Regions from separate parts of the Homo sapiens genome. Here region 1 is linked to region 2. A link is a contact called in ENCODE Hi-C data. All regions are on one chromosome and are shown on one strand. Each heading gives the region's core, a stretch centred on a gene start or an enhancer-like site at or near the end of the contact. The rest is flanking DNA. Distances are from core to core; before and after follow the strand shown.

What was found. Hi-C counts contacts between places; a loop is a spot of excess contacts on that map. Pooled maps may share reads with other maps.
Region 1: a pooled map shows a loop between it and region 2 (13-fold over the local background). The contact joins the promoter of TXNDC16 here to the promoter of DORIP1 in region 2. A Hi-C loop is called at or near these places in 7 of 50 pooled maps.

Annotation. Positions count from the first base shown.
Region 1 is chr14:52,551,255-52,554,528 of GRCh38, reverse strand. It overlaps TXNDC16 (thioredoxin domain containing 16), which reads left to right and starts at 2,024. Exons shown (of 21, transcript NM_020784.3): 1 at 2,024-2,213. GPR137C (G protein-coupled receptor 137C) reads right to left here and starts at 1,693. Exons shown (of 7, transcript NM_001099652.2): 1 at 938-1,693. The coding sequence starts at 1,381. RefSeq lists silencers at 1,224-1,423, 1,434-1,503.
Region 2 is chr14:44,895,597-44,898,865 of GRCh38, reverse strand. It overlaps DORIP1 (dopamine receptor interacting protein 1), which reads right to left and starts at 1,591. Exons shown (of 5, transcript NM_001017923.2): 1 at 1,298-1,591. RefSeq lists silencers at 937-1,256, 1,277-1,406 and enhancers at 773-1,272, 1,897-1,946.

The DNA of each region.
Region 1 (3,274 bases), core at 775-3,274, 7.7 Mb before region 2:
TATGGCTTAAATACCACAAGCTGACACACATGATTGACAACCTTACACTCCCAAACCTGTTTGAAATGGGTCAAATACCTAAGCGCTGCAGAACAATGCAATCCAACCAGCAATTCCCCATAAAAGAGAAAGGGGGTGTGATTAGGTTCCAGATATTAAGCAAGTTATTGCAAAAACAGTTTGGTGGTTTTGTTTCTGCAATAGGCACAGGTTAAGCTAGTATTTTTTTCTCTTAATTAGCTCCAAAAAAGACTATGCTAATAGGAGGTAGGATAAACCGCTAAAGCACGAAGCAACTGGGGCAAACATTAAGGGCTTTATGGAGGTCCTTATCCTGATCCTCAGCATTGGTTATTGATCATCAACCCTGCTGGGGAACTATCGAACGAAATTTATGTGAGGCTTATCGAGCCACAGGAAAGGAGATGCAGGAGGGAATATAAGCTTCTAATAAAAGAAACGCAGCAACAATAGCAGAGGAACAGCTCTGCCTGGTGACGTAATGGCTGGCAGCAGTCCAGCTTCAGCAGAGCTGCTGCTACCTCAGCATCCAACCTCCCTCAACACAGTCCGGCTTCGGCAGAGCCACCGGGGCTGCTACTTCTTGCGATGCCACTTTGTTGGTGCCACCAACGCCTTACCTCGGAGGGCCAGAACACCGAACAAAGGGTTCGTTCCGTTGCTGTTTTAAGTTGTCAGACACACACACTCACTCACTCACCCCCTAGCCCGAACCCCTCAGTAATCAAGCCAATCAGCCACTTAAGTTTAAGGCGAAAACACTGGCTCACACTCCAGGTGTGCCTCAGTTTCCCCAGGCTGGTTTCCAGTCCGCCTCTCGCTGCCCACCCCCCGCCCCCGCTGGTCCTCAGCGGGAGTTGATCCCGGCGGCCCCGCGCACCCGCCCGGGCCCCGCATGCCGGCCCTCCCGCCTTACCTCCGCCAGGTAGAGGTTGAGGAGACAGAGCGTGGAGAACTGGAGACAGGAGGGGAAGCAGTAGAGCAGCCAGTGGGGGAAGAAGTGCAGGTGAGCGGGCGGCCGGAGCAAGGGCAGGGAGCCGCTGAGCGAGAAGGCGGCGGAGAAGAGGGTGGTCCTGAGCGCTGCCCACAGGAGACAGAGGAAGAGGCAGAGGCTCTGGTAACTCAGCCGCCGCTCGCGGTACAGGAGCAGCCGCCACAGCTGCAGGTAGGCAAAGGCGAACAGCGCGGCGTAGAGCAGGGCGTGCAGGACGCTCAGCGCCAACTGCACGGAGCCCGGCACCGCGGCGCCTGAGGCTGCAGCGACGGCGCCTCCGCCTCCGCTGCCCCCGCCGGGCGTGGAGGGCTCGCGGCCGGCTGCGGGGGCGGCAGCGGCCGCCGGACCCGGCACGGACACCCTCATGAGGGGGCTGGGGGCCGGGCGAGCGAGCGCGGGAAGGAAGGGGCTGGACTCGGAGCCGCCGTCGAAGGGGAGAAGGACTGCCCCCTTACCCCCCACCCACCCCAGCCTCTAACCCCAGGAAGCGCCGTGACGGGACCCGGAGTCCAGCGCAAAGCAGCCGCGGCTCCCCCGGACCCCGCCTCCTCTTTCCCCCCACCCCCCGGGGGTCTCGGCTCCTCCTGCTGCGGCTCGGCTCCGTAGCTGCAAAAAACAACTCTCGGCTGGAGACAATCAGCTGAGAAACCCGAGCATTTGAGGCGCTCGCTCCGCACTGTGGGCTCGCGCCGATTGGCCCAGGCAGGCACGCCCCCTGAGCGCCGCGCTCGGAAGGCCACGGGCCGCAGGACCCGTCGCTCGAGGGCCCCGAGATCTGATTGGGCGCGTAATTTCCCTACTTTCTCCCGCCCCTGTACTTCCCACCCACGCTGCTGATTGGCCCTGCTACTGCACCGCCCGTTCGCGCCGGCGGGAGGACTCTGTAATCGTCTGTCACTCTCGCTCCGCCCACCACGTTTCCCATTGGTTAGAGAGTGCCTCGCGTAGGGAGCACGAGGAGAAGGAGGAGCTTCGCAGGTTGTTTTTTCCCAGGAGGCCGACTCCGCCGAGTCGGTGGCGGCTGCAGGCTGGGAGGGAGAAGTGCTACGCCTTTGCAGGTTGGCGAAGTGGTTCCAGGCTACCCGGCTAGTCTGGCACGGCCCCGTCTTCTGCCTCCTCCTCCGTCGCGTGGCGGCGGGAACTGTTGGCCGCGCGGCCTCGGGAACGGCCCAGGTCCCCGCCCGCAGGTCCCGGGCAGGTAGGTGACAGCGCTGGCCCTTCAGGCTGTGGGCTCTGCCTGCAGACCCGGGGATTCAGACGAAGCAGCTTTCTGTAGCCAGGGCTGCACTGCACAGCTCCGGAGTCTGACTTAAGACACCCGTCTCTGGGGCACCGAAGGGCCTCACCTGGAGCCTCCTGAGGGCATTTTGCTTTCTCTTTTCGCTGCATGAACGGCGGGAAACACCGGAGCCCTTTGTGGGTCGAGGGGATGGAAAGGGGCGACGGGGAGAATCGGAGCTCTTAAGTGAAAGACCCTTTCCTCCCAAGGCCAAGGGAAATGTCTCTTAAGGAAGAGTAGTAGTAGTATCAGATGGATGTTGAAGCGATCTGTGAGCAGGGGGAAGCTGGTTCTTTCAAACGTAGAATTTGGGAAGATGCTCTGGGCTTAAGTTTTGGGAAAAAGGCAGAAACAGACTTGTAAGTATGATGATTGCCTGGAGAGGAAGTAGAATATTCTGTACTGTTTAAATTCCACATGTATCGAAGCCTTGGACCTGTGTATGGTAGATGGTGGCGCTATTCCTGGGCCTGAGAGAGAAAATACATGCTGTGTTACTGCTGTGAAGAACCGAGGAATAATCAGATCGACTAACGTATATTGGGCCGGCACATAGTTGTTGACTTTTTTTTTTCCTATTTGGAAATAAGATTAGCAAGTAGTGCAAAATTAAAAGGAAATAATTTGTTTTCTTTAGAATACACAGCACATTACGAATTCAGTATCCTTGTGAAAGACATTGCTACGTTTATTGGAGCAACAAAGACCCAGCTTTTCTTACCTCACCATCCTTTGTCCTATGCTTTTTTTTTTTTTTTTCCTTTTTTTCATGCAGGGTCTCGCTCTGTCGCCCAGGCTGTAGTGACAGTTCACTACAAACCTCCACCTCCTGGGCACAAGCAGTCCTCCCACCTCAGCCTCCCAAGTAGCTGGGACTACAGGCACTGGAGCCACCATGCCCGGCTGATTTTTTTTTTTTTTTTGGTAGAGACGAGGTTTCACTATATTGTCCAGGCTGGCCTTTGTCATATGCTTTGCCC
Region 2 (3,269 bases), core at 342-2,841:
CGAGTAAAAATTCACTTCTGCAATATATTAAACACACATGAACACAGTGTTTTCAGTTTGAAGCAAGATACTGTGGACTCTAAAATATCCAGTAACTATATTTAGTATGAAGAGTGGATGTTTATATCTAGTTGGCCAACACATTGATTCTAGTCATCCACTTAGGAAGAAGAGGGTGTGGCAAATCTGCAGCCTAGGAAAACACAAACTCAGTTTCTTCGTAATAGATACTGATTCGTTTTGTTTACAAAGATTTTAAAAAACAGTTATGCATTCAAATACTTTAAAAACGAAAATAACTTTATGGTTTGATTTATTTCCGTTGAATTTTAAAGAACTTTGTAGCAAGGTTTAAGATTGCTTAAAGAGCCTGAGTTCGGATTCCTAAAATAGTGCATTGGGAAGGAAGCATAAATCTCTAGGATATTTTCTTCACATTATCTTCAGACATGACCAAATGAAGTGTAACTACCCTTACACTCTAAGAGAATTAAACTATAATGACATATGTGGCATGAAACTTTAGTCTTTCTCTGGAAAAAACGGGAGGAGGGAAGGTTTGGAAGAACTAGAGGATACTAGTTTCATCATGAATTTGGTGATTTGTTCCAAAGTAAATTGCAATAAAAATGAGGGGTGGGGAAAAATGATGGAAAGATAGCTGTGAAGAGCTTTACTTAAAATTGTCTTAGCTGTTTAGCTAGGAACTGTAATTAGAAGGACTGGAGGATGTATTCCGCTGGCTTTATTCTCCAGGCTCTACGGGCCCTCCAATTTGAATAAACCTGGAAAACTCTCCTGACCTCTATTTCTTTGACAAAACATCTTTCTTTCGTGGTGACTTCCAAGGGAGGAAATTGGTACCCCAAGCTAGCCGTGAGGACCCCACCACATGCCCAAGGCATTGAACGCCAGACTCCCTAAGGACTCAGGGATTCTAAAAGTCCCCTCTCAAATCAGCGCCTAAAATACGCCTGTACAGCCACGCGCTACCGCTCCCAGCAGCGCGGGACTTCGGGACAGGGACAAGGCGGACGCTAGGCGTGCGCCCCCGGGGAGCCCCCACGTTCCGGCCACGCCCACCCTGGCCCTGGGCAGCCGCGCCCGGGAGGCCTGGCACCGAGGCGGGCGGGTCCCCGAGTTAGGGGCCCGCGAGTCGGCTGGGCGCCCCCGCCTCTGCCCGGGCAGTGCCCCGCCGAGTGCTCAGAACTGCGGACAAATAGGCTGGAGGGCCGGGCCGCGGAAGGCGTTCCCACACCGGCCAGTCTCCGTCCACCAGGAAGCAAACTCCTCGTACCTCCCTGGGGACCGAAAACTGCCGGTGCCGCCGCACCCGTCGCCGCCGCCGCCTGCTCATGGAGAGCCCGGGCTGCCGCCGCCGCCGCCGCCGCCGCTGCCTCATCTATGAGTACCGCCGGCTGTCTCGGCCTCCCCCGGCGTGAGTTCTGGGCTCTGGCATGGCCTCCATGGCAGCCGCCGCGGCGGGAGCCACAGCAGCTCCAGCGCCCAGGCCCAATCTCACTGGACCCACGGAGCCAGGACAGTGGGACACGTCGCTTCTTATTACGGAGGAAGATTCGGCACGACCTCCGCCCCCCTCCCCCCAACCCCCCCGTTTTCAGCCGCCTGACAGCGCAGCTGCGCAGGCGCGAAGACGCCCCAGCCTAATGTGCGTGTGTCGGCTGTGTATACAGCATCCAGATTCGCCCAATGGGAACCAGGATCAGGTGTGGGGGGCGGGACCTCGCAGAGAGGGGCGGGGTTCCACTGGTAGAAGGTGGGTGGGGAAGCCGGAAGTGGGCAGAGTTTGCACGGAGGCGGAGCTTTATTGGCAAACCTGATTGGCTTTTTGAGGTTTGTACCATTTTAGGACTTGATTTTAGTTTGCTTCTGGGTCTTGTTTTCTCAAATTCTTAACCTAGAAAGAAAGCTTTGTTTTCTCAGTAAATTACGGTTTTTTAAGCGTTTAAGTATTTACTTAGAAAACAGTTGAATTGATCTGTTAAATGCCAGCTTTAGTGTTCAAGTTAATTATTGGCCAATATACTGTAACTTACAGTGGAAGTTAACCCCATTTTGAAAAATTAGATTGTTTTAATTCCATTGTGAAGTTGAAAAAATTGGGTTTTGGAGATAATAAGGTCCCACACAGCAAGTGACGGAGCTGGAAATTACAGTTAGGACAACTTAATGCTAGTTTGTGGGCTCAACCACTATTTCTGTTTATTAGGGCCGAGTTTTTGTATCTCCCGTAAAGAAGCAAGGCCCTGTATGGCTCTGCATCTGGAGAACACAGGCCACCCTGCAAAAACTACCTCTCCTTGCAAGTAGGCATGGAGATCTGGTTGAGATTTTCCCCATCCAGCCTTTCAACAAATAATGAGGGTCTGGAAAGTTAGCTCTAACGTTCAGAACACGTGAGGGCTAATGAGAGAGCTCAAGGCTATCCTAGTAAATCAGTGTGGTTTTCCGTCACAGGCTGAGCCTGGGAGAGGCTGGATGCCTTCTTGACCGGTGTGATGGTCGGCCAAAGCTATGGAGGGGAACTTCCTCATGGATCTCTCTAAAAAAGTCTAGAAATGGAAGAGAGACTTCCATTTCTTGAGTTTTGGCTCTGCCCAAAAAAGAATAATTAATAGCTCTGGCAAAGCCTGCTCTTTTTAGTTTCCTGTTTTTTCTTATTTCTTATGGTATTTTATAGATGAGGAAACTGAGGCTCTTAGAGATAAACTAGTGTGTTGGAAAACTTGCAAAAAGTTCACTCTCAATATTAATCCTCTCCTACAGGTAGAAAAGCCCTTTAAAAATGTTTGTAAATGTGGATTATGTGTTTAATTATAAATCTCTCACAAGACATGGAGTTCATTTTATACTGATTAGGTCATTCTCTTCCTGAAAACAGCCATAGTATGGTGGATGACACCATTTCTGGAGAATAGTATTGAGATTGCTCATTAAACTCTGCCGAGTCTCAGCTAGATGGAGGAAGCATGGATTCCTTGAATACTTGGATAACTCACAAACATCACTGAGGCCTTTAACTGAAATTTCCATTCTGCATCTTTTCCACCGTCTTCAAAATCTGACATCTGAGTTGTAGGGTTTTTTTAGATATATTTACTGAAGTATAATTGGCATAGAATATATAGAGCATACTTAAAGTGTATAATTTTTATCAGTTTTGACATATGTATAACCCCTTAAACCATCACTGTGATCAAATGAGTATGCCCATCACACTTAAGTTTCTGCTTACCTACCGCCCCCCA